Regions from separate parts of the Homo sapiens genome. Here region 2 is linked to region 1. A link is an interaction called in ENCODE POLR2A ChIA-PET data of the cell type or tissue named here. Cell type or tissue: B cell. All regions are shown on one strand. Each heading gives the region's core, and the rest is flanking DNA. Links, peaks and the distances in the headings are about the cores only.

Evidence for each region. ChIA-PET counts read pairs that join two places held together with the same protein. Peaks named below come from ENCODE experiments on the same cell type or tissue, not always from the same donor. Only the 100,000 strongest peaks of a DNase experiment are listed, where the experiment ranks them.
Region 2: POLR2A ChIA-PET joins it to region 1 with 7 read pairs; 1 of 35 experiments calls an interaction of 5 or more read pairs at or near these places.

The regions. Positions count from the first base shown.
Region 1 is chr5:59,334,472-59,339,471 of GRCh38, forward strand. The region is part of intron 1 of PDE4D (phosphodiesterase 4D); the gene reads right to left. Among named protein-coding and RNA genes, the nearest start is that of PDE4D-AS1, 300 kb to the left of the region's middle. In B cell, for the core only: no CTCF peak of the experiment used is centred there; a DNase peak (open chromatin) is centred at 2,980; H3K27ac peaks cover 289 bases.
Region 2 is chr5:60,484,997-60,502,563 of GRCh38, forward strand. PART1 (prostate androgen-regulated transcript 1) reads left to right here and starts at 2,717. Exons shown (of 4, transcript NR_024617.1): 1 at 2,717-3,427. It also overlaps a transcript of PDE4D not described here. In B cell, for the core only: no CTCF peak of the experiment used is centred there; a DNase peak (open chromatin) is centred at 9,825; H3K27ac peaks cover 710 bases.

The DNA.
Region 1 (5,000 bases), core at 1-5,000:
GGTCTCAAACTCCTGACCTCAGGTGATCTGCCCGCCTCAGCCTCCCAAAGTGCTAGGATTACAGGTGTGAGGCACTGTGCCCGGTTGATCTAGTGAATTTTATTTGAAGTTGTGTTTGTAGTGTAAGCATGTTGATTATACGTATTTAGCTTTTATGTTAGTTGTGAGTATGTACACTGGGAAAACTAGTGCCTCCCAACCAACCCTTGGTACCACCATTGTTTTACTTAGGTTTGTAGAGAAAGCAAAACCATATTAATATTGGAACAGAACTTGAAGCGGGTCTTCTCCTCACCTCCCCATTCCTAAAAAAAAAAATCATTTTTATATTCTATAAATTAATTACATTCTGTGTGTCTCTTCCATGGAAGAGATCAACCTAATAAGAATAACAGAAATCATCTAATCCTTCCCATTTCTTCTTGAAATGTTACTGGTACATATGTTTTTCCTTTTCCTGAAACCCATTTGCCTCTGCTTTTCACTTGGCTAATTCCTATTCACTCCTCATTTTTCAGCTTATACACTACTTCCTTCCAGCAGCCTTGATTTCCCATCCATCATATTAATTGGTTCTCTCCTTTCCTGGGATCTTTACTTCTTCAATGCATTTTATCTAATTATGCATTTAATCATGGGCTGATATGTTTAATGTTTTTCTTCGCTATTCCTTTGGAAGGCTCATGACAGCAGGAACCATGTCGGTATGTTTACCACTGTGACCTCAGAGCACAGTCCAGTCCTGGCATAGTATAGGTGCTCAATAAATACTAGTAGTGAAGATCTCAGATTGCTTTCCTGTGCCCAGAGCATGGGAACCAACTCCAAGAAGCAATAGCAATAGGAGACTTCTGACAGTAAAATCTCCATTTTGCAGAGGAAACAGCTATGAAGGCAGAAAGTGCCCATAACTCAGGAAAAGGGAGGATGGCAAAGAACTGCATCTATTTCACAGTCTTGCTCAGGGTCATGGCTGTGGTTATCAATCTTTGCCTCTAAAAATACATAGTTTTTGCCCCTATGGGTGGTCACTGCTTAGTCACTGCAATGGATTTGAACTACACAACCTACATTTATCACTTTTACCCATTTAAGACCAACTTAAAGGCAAAAAGAAGTAAAAGAATGATGAAGACTTTTTTTTTAAGATTCTGCAGTACCTTCATAAGTGTCTCCCTCTCAGGGATGAAGTAAGAATTGCTCCTTTAAAAAGTGTCTTTCTGTGAAAGGACCGGAAAATTCCTAAAGATAGAAACTAAAAAGCTAGATGGCAGCAGACTGCCTTTCATGTCCCTATCAATGAATAGATTGCTAACTAACAATCAGGGGCATTGTTCATATCAATAATATAAATAGTTCAAAAGACTCCAGAAATAAGTTCCTAAGGCACTCCCAGCCATTTGGAATAACTATGGCTTGGAAATTTTCCCATCTTTGTAATTTTGCAAAAAATGATCTAGACTAGAGGTCTATAACTATATTCAGATGATTCCTATTCATAAACTGAGAATAAAGAACAGACCAACTTCAGTAACAGTGACATTGCTGGGAGAATAAATTGGCTCAAGAAGTAACAACAGCAGCAAAACGGTTAAGGCACTTCAAGGTAATCAATTTAGCTCTATCGCTTTTTGCTGTGACTCTGAAGGAAGTTAATTGAATCTCTGAAAGTAGTATCTTGCTGCCTGGAATTGGTACCCACAAGCTTCAAATAAACTATTCCATGAAGTTTAAGCTGTCCTTGACAGAAAGAAGGGCACAATCAGCTCCAAGCCATTAGGGAAGGTATAATTTCACAAGGCAAGACAGCCAAGGAAAGTGATCCTCAAAGGGAAACTTTCGTAGAAAAAATTTTGTACTTTCCTGTCCCCATCCATCAGTAACCTCAACAGAGCTATTTTTGGATTGTTTCCCTTTATTCCTATTGATGACTATTATTATATTTTTGAAAATGTTTTTGTTAATGTTGTTAGAAACTGGTAGGTTAATGAAACTTTAGCCATGGTTGTTGTTGTTAGAAGCAGGTGTAATTAATAAAAGTTTAGCTGTGAAGGCCAGGCATCTCAGGGTTCAAACTTTAGCTTATTGACTACTTTTTAAGCTATGCAACCCTTAGCAAACTGCTTACTCACATGACCTCTGTTCTCACAGCTGCTAACAGAAGTGGTGGCAGTGATAATAATGTTGAGAATTGTTTTGAGGTATAACCAAATTACCATGGAAAATGCCTAGCAAAAGTCCAGGCTTATAGTATGAGCTAATTAATATATCAAAATCTCATTCCTTTCTTTTTTTGGCTTTCCTTTCTTCTACGGCCTTCTCCATCTTCCAAGACCCAGCCTTAGTAGCAGATGATGACTTGGGTCTCCTGCCTACCAAGAAGCCCAGTGCGCTGGCTTCCTGACACAAGACATAGCCCTGTTAGGGAGTCAGGAATCTATTTACTCAATGTTCAGTTCATATTAGAATGCAAATGCTCTTGCAAATAAAAAACATTAACTCATGTCTAATTGCTTATCTACACTTTCAGCACTTCTTCATTTTTTTAAAATTTTACTGTGAGCAGGCTCTAAAAAGAGAATATAGCAAGAACAAAGGTTTTGGCTTTGATGAGGAAAAGTGTGTGGAGAGAACACAAAAAGAGGAGAAGGATGAAGGAAGAAGACAGGAAGGTCTCAAAACCTGAGCTCCTGCAGCAGTCACTCCACTGAACTAGCCCATTCTGAGCTTGTCCAGTTCTTTTGTAAACCAAGCTTGCATGCTTCTTAAATTGTCAATGGTTAGCTTTTCATGGTTCTTAAAAAACTTAAATTTTTAATGATGCTGGTATAAGTGAAAGGCATTCATAAGTTCCCCCCCCCCCACCTTTTTTTTTTTTTTGACACGGAGTCTCGCTGTCGCCCAGGCTGGAGGGCAGTGGTGTGATCTCGGCTCACTGCAGGCTCCGTCCCCCGGGGTTCACGCCATTCTCCTGCGTCAGCCTAAGTTCCCCTTTTTAATAATGAAGGTCATAAATAGGAGCAGTCAACAGCTAACATTTTTGCAGTATTTACCATGCAGTAGACACTGTGCTGGGCACTGTACATGATTATCTCACTTAATCCCCACAAAGCCTTATGAGCTATTATTATTATTTCAATTTACAGATAAGGACACTAAACAGAGAGAGAATATACAGCTACCAAGTGGCAGAATCAGCTAATAGGCCATGTGTTGATATGTTCTGATTGCAGAGTTTGATGCCTCTCCTGGGTGAACTCAATAGGACCAGAACACAGTTCTACTAGAACATCTGGTATGATTTCACAATGTCACGTTGTTTTTGCCTTTGAAGTGAATTGGGGTATTCTGAATGGGCATGGGGACATTTTAAGAGGTCATGGGGCACGAGATTAAACCTACAAATGTCATGGGAGCCTCTCCATCTTGTGAACCCTCTTACTAACCACCTTCATTCCCATTTAGGCTTTTACAAAACACATGACTGTAAACTGATTTTCTTTGGTAGAAGAGAGGAATGTTGTGGAGAAAACACTTGAAAAAGTTCATAGGTTAAAAAAACACAAGAACTACTTGTTTCATACATGGTTTTATGTAAATGTCAAAGATAACCTCTCAAATATTCTTTAAGTTTCCACTAATATGTGATATCCCAAAAATGTTGCCTCCCGTGATAATATCTTGCATTCTTCTGTTATTCCATGAAGCATATCTTACTTGGTTCTCACAGCCAACAATCAACTGAGGTAATAAGGAAAGATAACCATAGCCCTGCTTTATAGAGGCAAAAGTGGGATCTCATGCTATATGGCACAGCAGAAACAGAATCTCAAACTAGTATTTAGGCCCCTAGTCCCAGCCAATAACAAGTTTCATTAGCGCAAAAGTTCTTTACCTACACACAGTCTATGGCTTTCTTGGTGAAAATAGTATTCTTGGTGAACTGAATTTTGCACAGGAAACAATGGACTCAGCATCTCATATTCTTGTTTAGTGTATCTTAGGAATCATGTGCATGTCCAGTCTAAAGCAGCAGGTTGTCTAAAGAGTGTTCGGCTAGGCAGTGCCGAAAGACTGCACGTCATTAGCTTTTGAAAGTCATTACCATTAAGTCCATGTCCCTAAATTGTTTCTTTCTGTGAGGAAGGCAGAGGATCATATTTGAATCCAAGATCATCGAAGTATGGTAGACATGAAAGGCGTGTGGTTAGGGCACTAGCAGAACTCAAGAGCAAGTATGCACTTTCCAAGTTCCCAGGGGGCAGGCTGATGGCAGAAATGTCTAATTTGAACAAAACTGCTAAATAACTTGCTTTTTTACTTAAATTCCTACAAAAATTTCCCACTGCTATAGCAACTATTAATGAAAGTCTGTTTTTATGCTTCTCGATGACATTTTTAGCATAATTTAGAGAAAAAACCTCAGAAAATAAAAAAAGTAATTGTAAGACATATGTTATGAAAATATCTTATGAAATATGTTATGAAACTTTTGTTCATTATGTAACCAGTGCCAAATTTGCAACCATTTAGGTCTCTGATGGTGATAACTTATTTATCTTGTCATTACTTTTCCAAATCCCAAGTCCTACAGAACTGTAGCTTCAACTAGAAGCCAAGCCCTACCTTTGTCCTACACAAAAAGAGACCTAGACTGTGAGCAGCCTCGCTACAGATTTCTTTGACTCCCTTTGGATCACACACTATGAATATAAGAATAACCAAGACATGCATCCAAGTTTATTTTTAAATTCTAGTTTTGCTTTTTCTGATGTAGCAAAAAGTGAGTTATCTGAGCATCAAATTACATATTTTCCTGAAATATTTTATATTTTCTCAAAGCCATTTTCCTTAGTAACTAATAATGAGAGATGATAGAAGGCAATTTAAGGCATCTCAGCATTTCCAAATAGCATTCTGTCTAAGGTTAGTTTCAGCATGCAACTGGTGATAAATGGCATATAGATGCATGTGCAGGGGAGGAGGTGTTCTGTGGCAAA
Region 2 (17,567 bases), core at 7,177-12,176, 1.2 Mb after region 1:
CCCGTTGACTCTAAGATTAATTCACCAAAATGTTCTGCTTCTTGAAATCAGATATTAGAGGAACACAGTTATAGTTAAGTTGGAATCACTGATTGTCTTGAAATTAAATGAAAGCTCCTCTTCTACCAGTGTCTAGCTCCACAAAAGGAGGGACTTAAAGAAATGTAGGGCATTTAACTCCTTGGTGGTGTGCTTTTTCTGTGGGAAGAGGGACATTTGTTTCATTCGTTTTGTTCTGCTTTTTTAAAAACATGCTCAAGGTAGACAGCAACTCTTTTGAAAACACAAAGTAAGAATTATTAAATTCTTGGGCAAGCTGAAGAAATCAAATCAGTCCTATATATAACACAGGAAAAACGTTGGAGGGAAGAGCAAATTTTTCCAAAAACAAAATTCACCAAAAAAAAAAAAACCCACTGGAAAATGTAATTCAATCAAAAAATTATATTTTCTTCAATTTGGATTTATGTCTTTGCTTCAGTAGGTAGTGTTAATAGTCTCCAAATGCCAGTGTGTATTCATGAACACTTAGCAAGTTCATGATGTGATACATTCCTTTTTGGATACATCTTTCGTCAAATCCATCTGTCTATGGCAGATATGCATAGTTTTACAGAACCTTATCTGCAAAAGAACTTCCACAGTTAGACAAAAATGGTTTTAGAAAATTGAGAGGAGTGGATAGAAGAAAGATCAACTATTGCTGTTTGGGAGATTTTTTTTGCTTTCCCCACCATGCCTTGCCCCCAGCCCACTGTCCACTGGGCACCTGGCACCTCTAGACTCCATTTCTTAAAGCTCTGTTCTTTCACAAGTAAGAGATATGACTCTGGCATCTCAGGAAGAACTGAAGTGATGGAAGTCCCAGAGGAAAGTACCGATGCAAGACGTAAATACTCCTAGTATACACCCACCAGAATTTCCTTGAGCCTTGGTTTTAAACATCCTCTGAATTATATAGGCAGCTGATTAATGTTTGATAATTAAGCATTTTTATGTGATTCATCTCAATAAGAGCCCAAGCAAGGTAATGTAAACAATGAAGGCATAAAAAGGTGGAAGGAGATGTGAATACTACACCAAGTGGGCCACATGGACCTAAGGAAAAAGAGGAGCTGAGTTGAAGTCAGGAGCTGATTCAGATAAAGCAGCTTCAACTCTACTACTTCTTACTCTTAGATGGGCTCCAGACCACCTTGAGGGATGGGATTATATTTATTTTATAGATGCACTCCTTTCTCCCACTAATACAGTCAGTTAGGAATGTATAGCTAAGAATGAGCCAACCATTACTATTCGTGTCTATGGCTACAGAAACTCAATAAATCAACTCACTATTCTGGGTCAATAAATGAACTCATTATACTGTTTCTTCATGAAGTAAATGTGTTTCTAAAGGAATGTATTAAAATTACATTTTTAAAAATCTATGTATTTTGCATATATTTGATTGATACAGAAAAGGAGTCTACGTTGGCTACTTTTCTTTCTTTCTACAAACTTCATTCATTGGTGTGATCTGAAAGGGGATAATATTTCAGAAAGCAAAAATATTTTTAACAACAAAACTTTGTATTTCCAGTGTGATCTAAACACAAAATTATGCAAAACACAACTAATATTTCTCTCCTACTGGCTAAATCATGCCAGTTGTTTAGGTGCAATCAAAAATAAGCCACTAATGTTATTTTTATAGGAATTGGCAAGTAATTGCCAACTATAGCTATTAAAAGTTTATATTTGCCACAGGAGCCTGTGATTTTAAATACTGTTCAAATGATTTATGCTTGAGAGTTATACATAGCACAAATACATACATTTGTATCTACAGGTCTAAAGAGGAAAAATTAGACAAAAAGCAACTTGAAAAGGAACCCCTTTATTTTTAATGACCTACCTTTGTGCTGTATTGAGAAAAAGTATAAAAATTATTTGGGAGGAAGAAAAATATTTCTAAGCACTAATTTCATAGGCAAAAGCCCTATTATTTTTTATGATAGGCTAGGGGAAATCAATAATGATTTAAAAGCAAACAGTAAACTGCTCACATTTACCAGTCTATACTCAGTATTAATTCTACCCTGCAGTGTATGCTATAGAAGGTAATGAAATGCTGATGTTTTCTGGTTTTCCACTTCAATCTGCTCCAGCTTTATCCTAAACCTTGTCAGCAACAGAAGTTACCCCCCAGCAATCATACAAACCTAATAACGGCTTCCCTGGCTTAATTTGATCTGCTCCAATCACAAATTCCAATCCACATACTTTCTTCTGTTATGGTTGTGTCTGTATGTGTTTAATGTACTTTTTATAAGGCTTTTTTACAACAAGCGCATGGTTTTTCATTCAGCCCTCTACCACATAAACAGAACCACTGAAGAGCATTTTTGTTCATATAAAAATGTTTTAGTTATTCATAGTGTATGTCTTCAATTGGCTGCAGATTACAGTGAACAAAAGTATTGCTGCCATCATTTTACATTTCTCCTGTTACTGTGCCCTATCTGCTGTGTACCCCTGTCCCCAAAGCATTTATTATAATATTTGCTGCTTGCTCTCAGTTTTGGACTGAGATGCTTGGGGGTGGGAAAACTTAAAACTTGCCTGACTCAAGTGCTCTCTAAGCTTTGATCCCAGCATCCTGCTTTAACCTGCTCCTGTTGGACCTCTGCCACTTTACTGACCCCATAAAACAAACAGAGCTAGCAAATGCATCAAACAGCCTCCTTCAAAATGCAGCTTGACTGTGATTCATGGCACAAAGCTGGAATAACCCTGCCAGTTCTTAGAAGCTTTAAGATTCATCGTCTTGAACTTGATACACATAGTATAGCACCTTAAAAACGAATCATCTGCTAGTTCAGTATTTTCTACTTACAATCACTCCCTCCCAGGGCATGTAATTAATTTACTGAGCTTAAAAAAAAAATATCAGGATTACTCACACAGTCTTGAAGATGCAATGTCAGCTATTTAGGACAGAAACATCCAAGGCCGTGTCAGAACTCAATTACGACTACATATGCATTAAGGCAGGAACTGGCAGGCCTCAGGGTACGCCAACTATAGGACTCGTGCTTCTCGTACGCTGGGCTATAATCTATGAAACTGAGCTCCAGAGCCAGCCAATCACTTAGCTCCTCATAACAAGTCTAACTGGCTCTGGAAAGCTGAAAGGGCTGCACTGGAACAACACAGATGAGATATTCTACACATTAATCTACTTATCTGGAATCACTTTGCCTCTAAAGGCCAGAGAAAAATCACAGCTTCCTTGTCGGAGGGGAAAAGGACAGGTGATCTGGGGAAAACGCAGCTACACCTGGAGCAAGGTCTCTTCCCGGCTTGGCAATCTCAGCTGTGCCGGCGCTACGGGACCCGAGCCGTCCCAGAAACCAAAGGGCAGGCACGGCAGCAAACGCCTGAGGTAATTTTCATCTTTCTTTTTATTTTTAGTAGAATAATGCAGACTGAAAGTGATAAGCATAAAGTCGCTGAGGCAACTAGATATGCTTCGATTTTATTTTACATTTTCCTATTCTAATCGTGTGCAGGATCATTTGTTATGAAGTCTGAGGAGGGGGAGAATTAATGTACCTGAAATAAACTTGAAACTAAAACGATCATTTGTGGAGGAAAATACAGGATTTTCCAGAACAGTTTCAGAGCTACCTTTGCAGATGGGTAGGCTTTTCACCCACCCACAGAAAGAAGAGTCAACGGGGCTGAGACAGGACAGGGATGGGTTTCAGGAGCACAATTAAAAGTTTTTCGTATCTTAAAGAAAATATCTATGTTCAGAGAGAAAATTGAGAAGATAAGTTACTGCCCAGTTCCTCTGGTCTTTGACACTTAGACCACATAAGAATGTTCCATGGTAGAAGGGTTGGGACAGAGAATCTTAGGAATCCTAAGAGAGAATCAATACTGCTCCCCTACCCCAGGTTTTTCTTGTTTTCTTTACAATAGTATCCTTATTTCCCATTACATTTTAGTGTTAGTCATACCAATTACTTGTTACACCATACTTCTACATTTGCAGTTATTAAAGGATCTGCAGAAAACATTTTAAAGTCAAAATGATTATAGAGGCAACTAAAATAAGAAAGCAAAAAAATATGTGAAACTGACATACACATAACCAGAACACCACACCCCTTAGATACTTAATGTACTTAACCCAATGACAAATCCTTCCAAATCCTTAGCAAATTGTCTGTTTCTTTAATACATTTTGTAGCAAGTGTAACATTAGCAACGAAGAAAAACTTTGGCAATAAACTTGTACATAACTAAATCAATCCTTATGCTTTCATAGTGACGATAGAATATACATAATATTTTATTTGTTTTGTTGGACTTATAAAATCCTAAGGCAAGAAGCTGAGAAGAAAATTTTGCTTTATTTAGTGGTGACATATAAACAGTAACAGAAGAGACATTTATGCACTTTTTTTGGCTGTAGATAATTGACTGAATTCAACTTGAGATTTGACACCAGAAAGAAAAACGTTGCAATAGACAGAAAACAGAAAAAGTAATCCATTGGCAATTTCCCCCCAGGGTTTGTTCTTTGAATTGTCCAATCTGTGACTAGCCAGGGAAGAATATTTCTGCTCTGTTTAAATAGTTTTTATTTAATTAAACCTTTGTTTATTTGACAGTGCTGCTGCCTTCGGTGACTATATGAGAATGGAAACTTCTAAGGAAGCCAGGTTGTTAGAATTGTTACCCCCTTTACTCAGAGATAACATAGATTATCCAGGCTGAGATGGAAAACAAGCCCTTTATTGAATTTTCAACACAGACTCCCTGCTTCTCATCTCCTTAATAAAATTTCATTAAAATCCCCTTGAACTCCCATGTTCAAATCTCCATTTGTTGACAGACAAAGCCAACAATACTCTAAACTGAGGCCTGCAAGTCATTTCATTTGTATTTTTGTCCAGAAATTTCCCATAGGAAGACTTCACCTCCTACAACTCCGAAGAAAACCCTTACTGTCCAAGACCGTCACCAGCAACCATCCGCAGTCATTCAAGTGGAAGCTTTCACAGCTTTTGTACATTCTCTGTGTCAATATACAACTGAGTTACAGACTGTCCCCTGGCTCCCTGACCCTTACAAACACTAAAAGTTTTGTTTGACTCAACTTCAAGCTGCTCATCTGTTAGTAAGTGATGTTCACTCCAGAACACATTCATGATGAGAACTTTCTAAAAGACCAGCACTGCTCTTCCCCTCCTATAATCATAATAATCATGATAACCTGAAACATGTTACTGGGACTCGACATTTTTCTGGGGATTGAAATCTTTAGTCCTTGGAGCTGTCACATAGCAGGGGCAACCTCACACTGAAACAAAGGAAGTGATGTCCCATTATTATCCACCCTGAGCCACCATAATATGCTGTTTACATTTATTTTCTTCAGCCTGTGCAAAACAAAGCAATGGAAAAGGAAACTAAAAAATATACATACTAGTACCATTATCTTCTTTTGCCTAAAATTACTAATGCACCACGTCAGTCTGCTTCCTTCAGGCATCATTCTCAATTCATCAGGACTTGTATTAGCAGGTTCTGGCTAGAGAGACTATCTCCTGTCATCACGATCAATTAATGTTTTCTGGTGATCACATCAGGCCCTATCTAAGAAGCTCATGGTATACAAGGGTCACCCAAATAGCTGAGTGCAGTCCTTGCTCATATTTCCTTCATCTTAACCCCGCAAACAAGAATTAAGATGATCCCAATAAAAGAAAAATTGCTCAGGAAACTGAACCTTTTTCTGAACCAAGCACTGTCAGCAAATCTCAGGTATTAGAGCAACTATGGTTGATTGAAAAGTGTCTCAAAATCTGGGCCAAGAATGATTGCTAGGTCCATAAGCTAATTTGTCTGGCCTTGCCATTTACGTAAGCCAAAGAAAGTCACTCATGAGTAAACTATAGAAAACGTTCAGACCCATCCTGTTAGTATGTCAAATCAACTAAGACTGGCAGGGTATTAACTCCATTCCAGGTGACATGGATAAAGAGCCCCATTATTTTCACAGTGCCAGCCTCTACCTAAGGAAACCCTAGACCTTGGAACCAGTTTCCTGGTAGGGAACTGCTGACAGTTTCAATGCTGACAGTTGGAGCCAATGCCTCATAGTGTAAACTGAAAGAAAAATAGTTGCTTTTTAAAATGTCAGCAAGAAGGCCTGCCTCATCTTAACAAAGCAAAAAAAAATGCTTTAATTCAAATTAAAAATCATGATACTAGAGATGGGAGTCTGTGGTCACTATAAAGATAAAGTTCATGTTCTTGGTTCAGATAACAAAACACTTTATCTGGATAAATGGACCTCAAAATTTGCTCTTGGCACATGGGGGAAATTTTTTGTTGTATTTTGTTGTTGTTGTTGTTCTTGTTGTTATTGTTTAAATTAATCTTCCTAAGGCCATGAATATGAAATCATATTAATAATGCATGTGACAAAATTCTAAAATATATTACACTTAAAATTAGCATAAACCATCAACTTTTAGTACTCATATATTGCAGTCAAAACTCTTCTAGGTAATGAGACCTGAACAGAAGGATCCATTTATCTGTGGTCTTGCTCTTTGTCTAAGTTTCTCGAAAGCATTAGGACAATGACATATACAAAAACTGGCAATTACATTTAATAAGAAAAATGTGGGGAGTGCATTCTTAATATTTGATGCTAAAACCATATCTTTGCTTTAAACATGTAAAGCAGTATAACATGGTGGTTGGTAGAAACTCTGGAGTCAGGCCACCTGGGTTCACATCCCAGCTCTGACTCTTAATTGTTAGACCCTGAGCAAGCTACTTAACAGCATTATGCCTCAGTTTCCTCCTATATAAAAGGGTGCCACACACAGTAACTACCTCCTAGGCTGGTGTGAAGATTAAATGGGCAAATACATGCTTAGAACTGAGCCTATTATATGGTGACTGCTCATTAAAAGAAAATTGTCGGGAGGGATAGCATTGGGAGATATACCTAATGCTAGATGACGCGTTAGTGGGTGCAGCGCACCAGCATGGCACATGTATACATATGTAACTAACCTGCACAATGTGCACATGTACCCTAAAACTTAAAGTATAATTAAAAAAAAAAAAAAAAGAAAATTGTCAGCTAGAAATGGTGGCTCGCCCCTTTAGTAATCCCAGCCCTTTAGAAGGCCAAGGATCACTTGAATCCAGGAGTTTGAGACCACCCTGAGCAACACAGCAAGACCCCATCTCTGCAAAAAAGAGAAACAAATAAATAAATAGCTGGGCATGGTAGCACACACCTGTAGTCCCAGCTACTTGGGAGGCCAAGGTGGGAGGATCACTTAAGTCCAGGAGTTGGAGGCTGCAGTGAGCTATGGTTGTGCTATTGCACTCCAGCCTCAGTGACAGAGTGAGATCCTGTCTCAAAGAAAAAATTGAAAAAACATAAATAAATAGAAATAAAATTGTTTTTATTAGGATTAAGCTCACTGCAATAAATATACACAATATTGAAAATGAAGGTGAATTCCATGGAATACTATGCAGCCATAAAAAAGGATGAGATCATGTCCTTTGCAGGGAGATGGATGAAGCTGGAAACCATCATTCTCAGCAAACTATCACAAGGACAGAAAACCAAACACCGCATGTTCTCACTCATAGGTGGGAACTGAACAATGAGAACACTTGGACACAGGGCAGGGAACATCACACACGAGGGCCTGTCAGTGGGTAGGGGGCTGAGGGAGGGATAGCATTAGGAGAAATACCTAATATAAATGACGAGTTGATGGGTGCAGCAAACCAACATGGCACATGTATGCCTATGTAACAAATCTGCACATTGTGCACATGTACCCTAGTACTTAAAGTATAAAAAAAAAAGATTAAAAAAAAGAAGAAAAGAAAAAAAAAATGAAGGTGAATTAATGAACTGCCAGATGTGGTGAAATGTGTCTACTAACATCACATATTGCATTTCAACTAATATTTGTAAGTAAGATTTTGCCTTAAGGCCTCTAAGATAACAGCACAGTGAAGTGTGTTGGTCACTATTAATCATCAGTTTTTTGCCTGGTTCTCAATTGACACTTTTAACCCTGCCCTGTATTTTGCTGTGTCATGCAAGGACACTAACCCAGGACATGACACACAAGGGGTAACAGTAGTAGACATGATTCATATGATAGTTGGTACAAAGTTTAGACTAGTTTAAACATTCCTGCATGAGGGAAAAAAAATAATGGAAGTCATTAATCTTCAGTCATGGTAACCTAACCAAAAACGATTTGAAGGAGGAGAAAAAAGAGGGTTACCGATCATGAACAGCTATGCTGATTATCCAAAATACATGAACCATGTCTGGAATTCATGCTGAATTCTCAGCTTAAATATGAGCTATGTTGAAGCGAATTATATTTTCTCCTCCCATTGATGAGAAATTTCTCAGAGCAAGAGAATATCAACTGAGACTTAGACGTGCTCACTAAGAAGCAGCAGAAGAAAGAACAGAGTCTGCTTGGTGAAGGAATAGCCACCCCAGAGAAGGAGTATGGACTTCTATACACAATCATTCATTCATTCATTCATTCATTCATTCATTCATTCATTCACTACTCATGCATGATCTTTGTCCTTATCTTCCTCCACTGTCACATGAATACCCACCCACTGCACCTACCTGCTTCCTATTCCTGAGAACCCAGGCTCACACACAGAGCCATGTTTCTGCAAATGCAGCCCCTCTGACTGCACACCCTTCCCCAGCACCCACCATGAAGACCAAGAAAAATGAATTCCTTCACTAGAAACCCCTTCCTAGCCACCCCTTCTCCATGAAAGGTGGTTACACCCTCCTGAGTAAATTAATGAACCAGTACCACTTACCACATAAATTAGCACTAGAGGACAAACGAACATTGGAAAAATTGAGGGATGTTTTCAGTTTAACAAAAAAAATGCTTTAAAATTGAAACATAGGGTACTTTCTGCAAGATTAAAATTCCAATAAAATCAAATGTGAGGCTTATCGGACCCACAGACAAACTCTTGGCTAAAGTTAGGCATCATCTCTGGTCCTTCTCAACAAATGGATAAAGAAATGCAGGGGATCCCAACATAGTCTCTAGAAATGATCGTATATTTGAAAGTTTGAAAGCTTTGCATGGGGCCTGGCAAGGAGTTGAATGAGCTAAGCTAAGTCTCACTTATTCTAATGATCCTGCTCCTGGCAGAAGAATGCACTGGGGGTAGGGGGATCTCAGACTCAGAGGTGGGTAATTATCTCCCTCTTCCCCCTCTGCTGGTGCAGCTACAGAATCCGACATCAAGATTCCCTCCCAGAGCCACTTGTGCCACTGAGCCTCACCACCTGCAGCACTGCTGCAGTCCAGTCCTGTGACTAAGGGGGCAGTTATTCAGCACTGGACATTCACTGAGAGGAAAATGATGGAAGGGGCTGGAGAATTTCAGGAAAACAATGTATTCTGGAGGACAGCCCTCGGAACTGTGACATAGGTCCAGTTTGTCTTTAGAGCCTTTCCTCCTCACTTCTACCCCCAGAATAGTCTCCCTGGGCTCCCCAGATTCTTCTTTGTGGCCCACAAAGGGGCCTAACCTCCCTCCCATCAACTAAATCTTTTTGTGTGCCATCCCCAGAGTAGCAGATTAAAGCAGTCTGTGAAAATATAAGTAAATGGTCCTGCTATCTTCCAAGTGGCATGTCATTTCAATAGGGGCTTTCTAGAGCTAAAGCTGAGAACCAGAGAAATAACCACCAGTGAACATTTCAGGCCTCATGAAGCATGACAACAAAGGCAGAAGGCAGGCAGGTCTTTCTGGGCCCTAGGGAATCACACCTGCATATCAGCTACCTTCCCCTCTCAGAAATGGGCCAGCCCTATTTGCATAGCCCTGAGCCAAGGAAAAGGTCAAGCTTTCCCTTCTCCATGCAGGGTCACCATCATGATTATACAACCTGTACCACACCTGTAAGTCCCACCTCCATGGCCCCTGTGTCTTCCTCTCTACCTCCAGAGCACAGGCCACCACTAAGCAAGGAAAGAGTTCTCACTTCTTTAACCTTCCCACAATACAGATAAATATCACATATAGTGCCTCAAAAGCAATTTGGCCATGGAGATACATTTGCAATCACCAGCAACTAAAAGAGACATGAGTTGCTCTATATCTAACTTCAGTCCATGGTATTTTGTCTAACTTTTGTCATGAAAATTTACACACAGAAATCAGAGGAGTGGAAAGAAAGCAGATTACACTGAGTCACAGTTGCACTAGGAAATAACACAGTGGCTCTCGAATGTCATGTGCATAAGGATGATGACCCAAGGCACCTGCTAAAATGGTAGATCCCTGGCTCCCACTACAGGATGCTGATCCCATGGATCTAGAGTAGAATCTAGGAATCTGCCTTTTCATTGCCCACACCCACCACCATGCGTCAATGTTTGTAAAGCCAGTGATCTATGGACCACTCCTTAAGAATCATTGAGATAGTGCATGCAGACTACTTAACAGAAAACCTGGTACAAATTTTCAATGCTTGCTAGCTAGCATTATTACCAATCAGAATCAATCCCAACTTCATAGATTCTACTTAGACTTGACCTTTTGCTAAGTGAAAATTGCACATGGGTGCGGAAGTATGGTAGCAAGCCAGGAGTTGTTTTAGTGCAGGAAGAGAAATAAGAAGAGGGATACAGTACGTGTCCTTCTAATGATCCTTTAACCATTAATGAAATCTCTTGAGCCCTAATTATCCCCTATTCCACAGTTTTCAACAGCTCTGAAAAGATTACACAGGGGTATCTGAAATAATTATCTATGGACCAGAAATTCCCAATGTAAAAACACTCAAAATATTGCCATTTTTATTTTTCTGCCTCAGACATGGAAAGCAAAACAGGGCTATTTGTTTTGTTGTGCAAAGCAGGCCCCAAGTGAACAGTGAGTTTCAGAATGGCTGAGTCCACCAACTTTGGCACAGTATCAGAGAAGTGAATCCCAAACCTGACTGGCTGTTGTGCTCCTGTGAGTCTTGGCTATTTCCTTTTGCTGCCAATGTGGGCCCTCTGCAGATGGTTGCAGCTGAGTATGTCTACTTACCTCTTGGACTGACTCCTCACCATAAATGGGATGGCCGTTCAGGAAATCTTCTGTTTGCTTTGCACGCTCCTGAGTATAGGACAAAGCGCTGTTGTTTAAGAACATAAATAACAAAAGCTTTGTTCTTCCAAACCGAGAGGGAAACTGTAGATCTATCCAAAATGACTTGGTCTTAAACTGCCTAAGGATGACAAGAATGAAATATTATTTTAGGCTGCCCATCAGCATCCGTCTCTCAATCTCCTGTCTTGGCTTCAGAAAACAATGACTCAATATGGTCTTTTTCTGACACATTGCAGCCTTAGGAAAATACTGTTCCACATATTTGGAACTAGAGCTTTCCCTGCATTAAAATAAGTGGAAGTTATTCAAAAGCCCACTTAGCTTTCTCTCTTTGAATCTGGGCATAGGAACACAGCTGTTTGTACTCACATAATGAAAGAAAAAAAGGAAACTGTGTATGACAAAAAAAAATCAAAATACATTTTTTACTAGGTGCTTGACATGTATTTTATTGCTTGATTCTCACAACAACCTCTAAGAGTTTGGTATTATCTCCATTTTCACCAAGAGTGAGAAAGGTTAAATAAGTTTCCCTAAGGACATAGAGTTGATAGGTGGGAGAGGAAACAGTTAAATAGCAAAGGAAGTAAAGGTAGCCTGAAATTCTAACTGTTCAGATTTAAATTAACAACTTCCCATATTTCTAGTAATATGACTGTATAGAAATGTGATTGTTGTGTTTCATAACCTGTTTTGTACCATTAAATAATTTTTCACATTAATATATGAAGCTTTACACCATCATTTTATTGACTATGCAGGATTTCACAGTAGGTATTTATCATAATTTACTATACCAGTTCTCTATTGATAAACATTAAAGTTATTTCTCATTTTCCCCATGAATATGCTTTTGCAAACATACTACATAAATGTATTTTTACATTTGTATAGTTGTCTTCTTAGGATAAGTCCTAGACCCAGAATTTCTGGGCAAGAAGATTATACATTTCACATTTCAGTAAGTATCAGCCACCTGCCCTCCAAAAGGTTGTATCAGGTAGTTGTATGAGCACATCCATTTCATCAAACTCACAGGCACACCGAGTTTAACCATCCATTCACATTTCTGCCAAAATGATGTGGGGAAATGATAGCATTGTTATCTTTATAATCACAATGCTAATTGGGGGGTTAGGTGTTAGGCATCTTCTCTTATGTATTGGCCGCTTGCAATTCTTTTTTGTCTTTCTTTTTTTTTGTTTTTGTTTTTGTTTTTGAGGCAGGATCTTGCTCTGTTGTCCAGGCTGGAGTGCAGTGGTGTGAACACGGTTCACTGCAGCCTCAACCTCCCAGTTGCAAGTGATCCTCCCACCTCAACCTCCCAAGCAGCTGGGATCATAGGCACATGCCACTAAGCCTGGCTAATTTTTTTTATTTTTTGTAGAGACAGGGTCTCACTATGTTCCCCAGGCTGATCTCAAACCCCTGGCCTCATGAGACCCTCCCACCTTGGCCTCCCAAAGTATTTAGATTACAGTGTGAGTCATGGGGCACACCAGCCACCTGTAATTCTTTCAGAAGTCAATTAGTCCTATCCTCTTTCTACTTTTCTATCAAAATCTGACTCCAAAATTAATTGCAAGTGCTTTCTCCCACCCCTACCTGTTTTCTCATTGTCTGAGCTCTGCAAAGCTGATGTGCTGGTATATTACAGACTTTGATCTATTGCCAGGAAAACTTTGGCAACATATTGCCAGGGCGATTAGTCAAGTTCCATAACATATGTTCCAAGAAGGAACACTGGTTAAGTCTAAAGAATAGAAATCCATAAATTTCTCCTTGGTCGTCTGCTTCAGAAATAGGTCATCCTCTGACTATCAGCAGTTGTTTAGCCGAAAAGAAACAATGATCCATTCAAACTTAAATCTTGTTCTTCTGCACAGAAAAGTTTGGATAACAGAAAGAAGGCAAGAACAGTTTGGAGGAACATCCCCAGAACCAGTGACTGGAGACACACACATGCACACACACACACACACACACACACACACACAATTTTCCATGCCCCAGACAGAGTCAGACCACAAAGATTGTGCTGTGACTCAGGTTAGAGATGTCTTTGCTCAGAGGAAAATGAGGCCCACAAACATAAAGTAACTTGTCTAAAATCAACCAGCAAACAGCAGTCCACTGACTCCCTGGGCAGAGTCCATTCCACTAAAGGACCCTTGCCAAAGGTGAATCCGAGCACAAGTTGAGTCCCCAGAGTGTAAAACATTGACTCTCTCTCCCAAAAGGCCAGAATTGTGTTAAAAAGGCATTATAACAAGAATACCTTCACCCCAGTCCCAGAACTTGTACAAATGGGGCCTGGGCCACAGGGATGGCCAGCATCCTAGCTGCTAAGGTTGGACATGGATCTGACTGGCTGTGGGCAGAGGGCTTCAGGGACAATGTTAGGCTGCCCTCTTGTTCCTGTACTCAAGAGAGTATGATCAAATCCAAACAGCAACACTGGGCTGGTATCCAGCTCTTATGGTATCTAGCTTTTTCTTTACAATATCACTTGTATAATCAGCTTGTTTTTTTTAATCTTGTCTGTTCAAATTTAGCCAATTCCAGGCTCTGAGCTAAAGAAAACCAAGCCTGGCCAGGTAGTGGTCCTATCCTCCTATAAGGGCTTCTGCCTTAGCCCAGCAGAGACTCAAATGTGACCAAGATCTCTGACAGAAGAACTGTACAAGGGCTACCTATCCCATCTCACCTGCAGAAAAATGCATGGATGAGTGGCCCCACATTCATTCCACCTAGGTGATCAGCCACCCAATGGCATTAGCTCCCTCTCTATAAAATCCTGCATCATGAAACTCTTACCAAACCCAAACAAAGATTCTATTCCACCCAACGCAGATCCTTGATGAAGACTAGAAAAGCGGCTTCCTCCATATTTTATCAATTTGAAAGCATTTTTGTGAACCCTTTAGATATCCACATGGGCCAAACAGAATAAACAGTTCACACTGAGACTTAAAAAACAACTGGATCTGTGTATTTAGGAAACTGGCTTAGAACACAACAGTGGTGATTAGTTTGTGCCAGGAGATGTGCATGCATTATGCCATTTAATCTCACAATGACTTTCCAAGGTGCTTCTTTTTACCCACTCTTTATATATAAGGAAACAGAGGAAACAATAAGGAACAGCTTATTTCTAGACTCAGCTGATTCCTCTACAGAATTTCATGAACTTTCATTGAGATTTCAGCAGTTCTTCCAAAAGACCAAGGGAAAAGTCTGCCTTGAATGTTAAAACTGTCATGAAAGTTGATTCCTGGCTGCTTCACAGACTGACTCCCCTCAGCTTTCTCCTTGGGTTGGGGGCGGTTAAAAAGAAAAAAAAGCAATCTCATGCTGATGGCTCTCTTTGGAAATGGATGTTTTCCACAAGAGAAAATTCTTTCCAAAACTTGGTGCTTATTTTAGGAGAGTTGTGTGGATTCCCAGCCATCTTCACACAGAAAATCTTATACCTCAGAATCAAGAATAAACTCTTCAAGTAAATTTCAGCAACCCGATTGGTCATTAAAGACTCCAAAAAATAAACAACAAAGAGCGAGACAGGGAGAGTTGCACTGCTGGCCCAGACCATTTATAAATACAAGAATTTGAAGCAGAGGTTTGAAAATGCTTATGGTATATTTCTCTCCTCTCCTTCAGTTTTCCTGTTAGCCCTCTTGGCTTCAGAGGTTTTTACTTGCTGATTCTCAAGGTTGGACTACATTTAATTGGTTTTGTTTCTTGAAACATTCACTCAATTTTGATTAGCAAATTTGCTTCTTTTCTTTTTTTCTCCAAATATGATCAAAAAGAAACTAAAACCCAGGCTGGGTGTGGTGGCTCATACCTCTAATCCCAGCACTTAGGGAGATTGAAACAGGATAACTTGAGCCCAGGAGTTTGAGATCAGCCTAGGCAACATAGTGAGACACCATCTCTAGAAAAATAAAAAAATTAGCTGGGTGTGGTGGCCATACCTGTGGTCCCAGCTACTGGAGAGGCTGAGGAGAAAGGATCACTTGAACCCAAAAGGTCGAGGCTGCAGTGAGCCATCCATGATTGTGCCACTGCATCCCAGACTGGGTGACAGAGACCCAGTCTCAAAAAAATAAAAATAAAAAAGAAGAAGAAGGAGAAGAAGGAAGAACCTGGTCCCAAGGATGGAAGAAATTTCCACTTGAAAATATTTAAGATTTATTTATAATGCATCTTATGTAATACTACATTAGAGAAATAACTAATTCCATAGATTGTCCAAAATGAAAACTGACTCAGTGCTAAATATCTATAAGGAACTTGGTAAATAGATGTTAAGTAATTTATATTCATCAGTATGATAATAATAACATGCATTTACAAGGAACTTTGCTATTTTCAAAACACTTTCACACATGTCATTTTAAATAACTCTAAAAATTCCATGGAGGACTAAGCGGGGACTTTGTGAACATACATATGAAGTTTATATCCTGGCTTTGCCACTTAGCTGCATGACTTCAGGCAGCTTACTGAAATAATCTGAGCCTCAGCTTTCTCAGCTGTAAACTGTGAATGACAATTGTTCCTTCCTTGCAGAGTTGATGAGACTTAAAGATAATATGTGCCAAAGACATAGCAAGAACCTGACCCATGGCAGGCATTTGGAAATGGGAATTATTGCTATGATTATAAGGCAGGACTGATATAATTAACTCCTCTAACAGCTGAGGCAACTGAGGCTGAAATAGATTAAATCATTCAACCAGTCACTACAGCCACTATGATACCAGAGCTACAGGTTTTCTTTTTTTTTTTAATTTAATTTTATTATTATTAAACTTTAAGTTTTAGGGTACATGTGCACAATGTGCAGGTTAGTTACATATGTATACATGTGCCATGCTGGTGTGCTGCACCCATTAACTCATCATTTAGCATTAGGTATATCTCCTAATACTATCCCTCCCCGCTTCCCCCACCCCACAACAGTCCCCAGAGTGTGATGTTCCCCTTCCTGTGTCCATGTGTTCTCATTGTTCAATTCCCACCTATGAGTAAGAATATGAGGTGTTTGGTTTTTTGTTCTTGCGATAGTTTACTGAGAATGATGATTTCCAATTTCATCCATGTCCCTACAAAGGACATGAACTCATCATGTTTTATGGCTGCATAGTATTCCATGGTGTATATGTGCCACATTTTCTTAATCCAGTCTATCATTGTTGGACATTTGGGTTGGTTCCAAGTCTTTGCTATTGTGAATAGAGCCGCAATAAACATACGTGTGCATGTGTCTTTATAGCAGCATGATTTATAGTCCTTTGGGTATATACCCAGTAATGGGATGGCTGGGTCAAATGGTATTTCTAGTTCTAGATCCCTGAGGAATCGCCACACTGACTTCCACAATGGTTGAACTGGTTTACAGTCCCACCAACAGTGTAAAAGTGTTCCTATTTCTCCACATCCTCTCCAGCACCTGTTGTTTCCTGACTTTTTAATGATCGCCATTCTAACTGGTGTGAGATGGTATCTCATTGTGGTTTTGATTTGCATTTCTCTGATGGCCAGTGATGGTGAGCATTTTTTCATGTGTTTTTTTGGTGGCATAAATGTCTTCTTTTGAGAAGTGTCTGTTCGTGTCCTTCGCCCACTTTTTGATGGGGTTGTTTGTTTTTTTCTTGTAAATTTGTTCGAGTTCATTGTAGATTCTGGATATTAGCCCTTTGTCAGATGAATAGATTGTGAAAATTTTCTCCCATCCTGTAGGTTGCTTGTTCACTCTGATGGTAGTTTCTTTTGCTGTGCAGAAGCTCTTTAGTTTAATTAGATCCCATTTGTCAATTTTGGCTTTGGTTGCCATTGCTTTTGGTGTTTTAGACATGAAGTCCTTGCCCATGCCTATGTCCTGAATGGTAATGCCTAGGTTTTCTTCTAGGGTTTTTATGGTTTTAGGTCTAACGTTTAAGTCTTTAATCCATCTTGAATTAATTTTTGTATAAGGTGTAAGGAAGGGATCCAGTTTCAGCTTTCTACATATGGCTAGCCAGTTTTCCCAGGACCATTTATTAAATAGGGAATCCTTTCCCCATTGCTTGTTTTTCTCAGATTTGTCAAAGATCAGATAGTTGTAGATATGTGGCATTATTTCTGAGGGCTCTGTTCTGTTCCATTGATCTATATCTCTGTTTTGGTAGCAGTACCATGCTGTTTTGGTTACTGTAGCCTTGTAGTATAGTTTGAAGTCAGGTAGTGTGATGCCTCCAGCTTTGTTCTTTTGGCTTAGGATTGACTTGGCAATGCGGGATCTTTTTTGGTGCCATATGAACTTTAAAGTAGTTTTTTCCAATTCTGTGAAGAAAGTCATTGGTAGCTTGATGGAA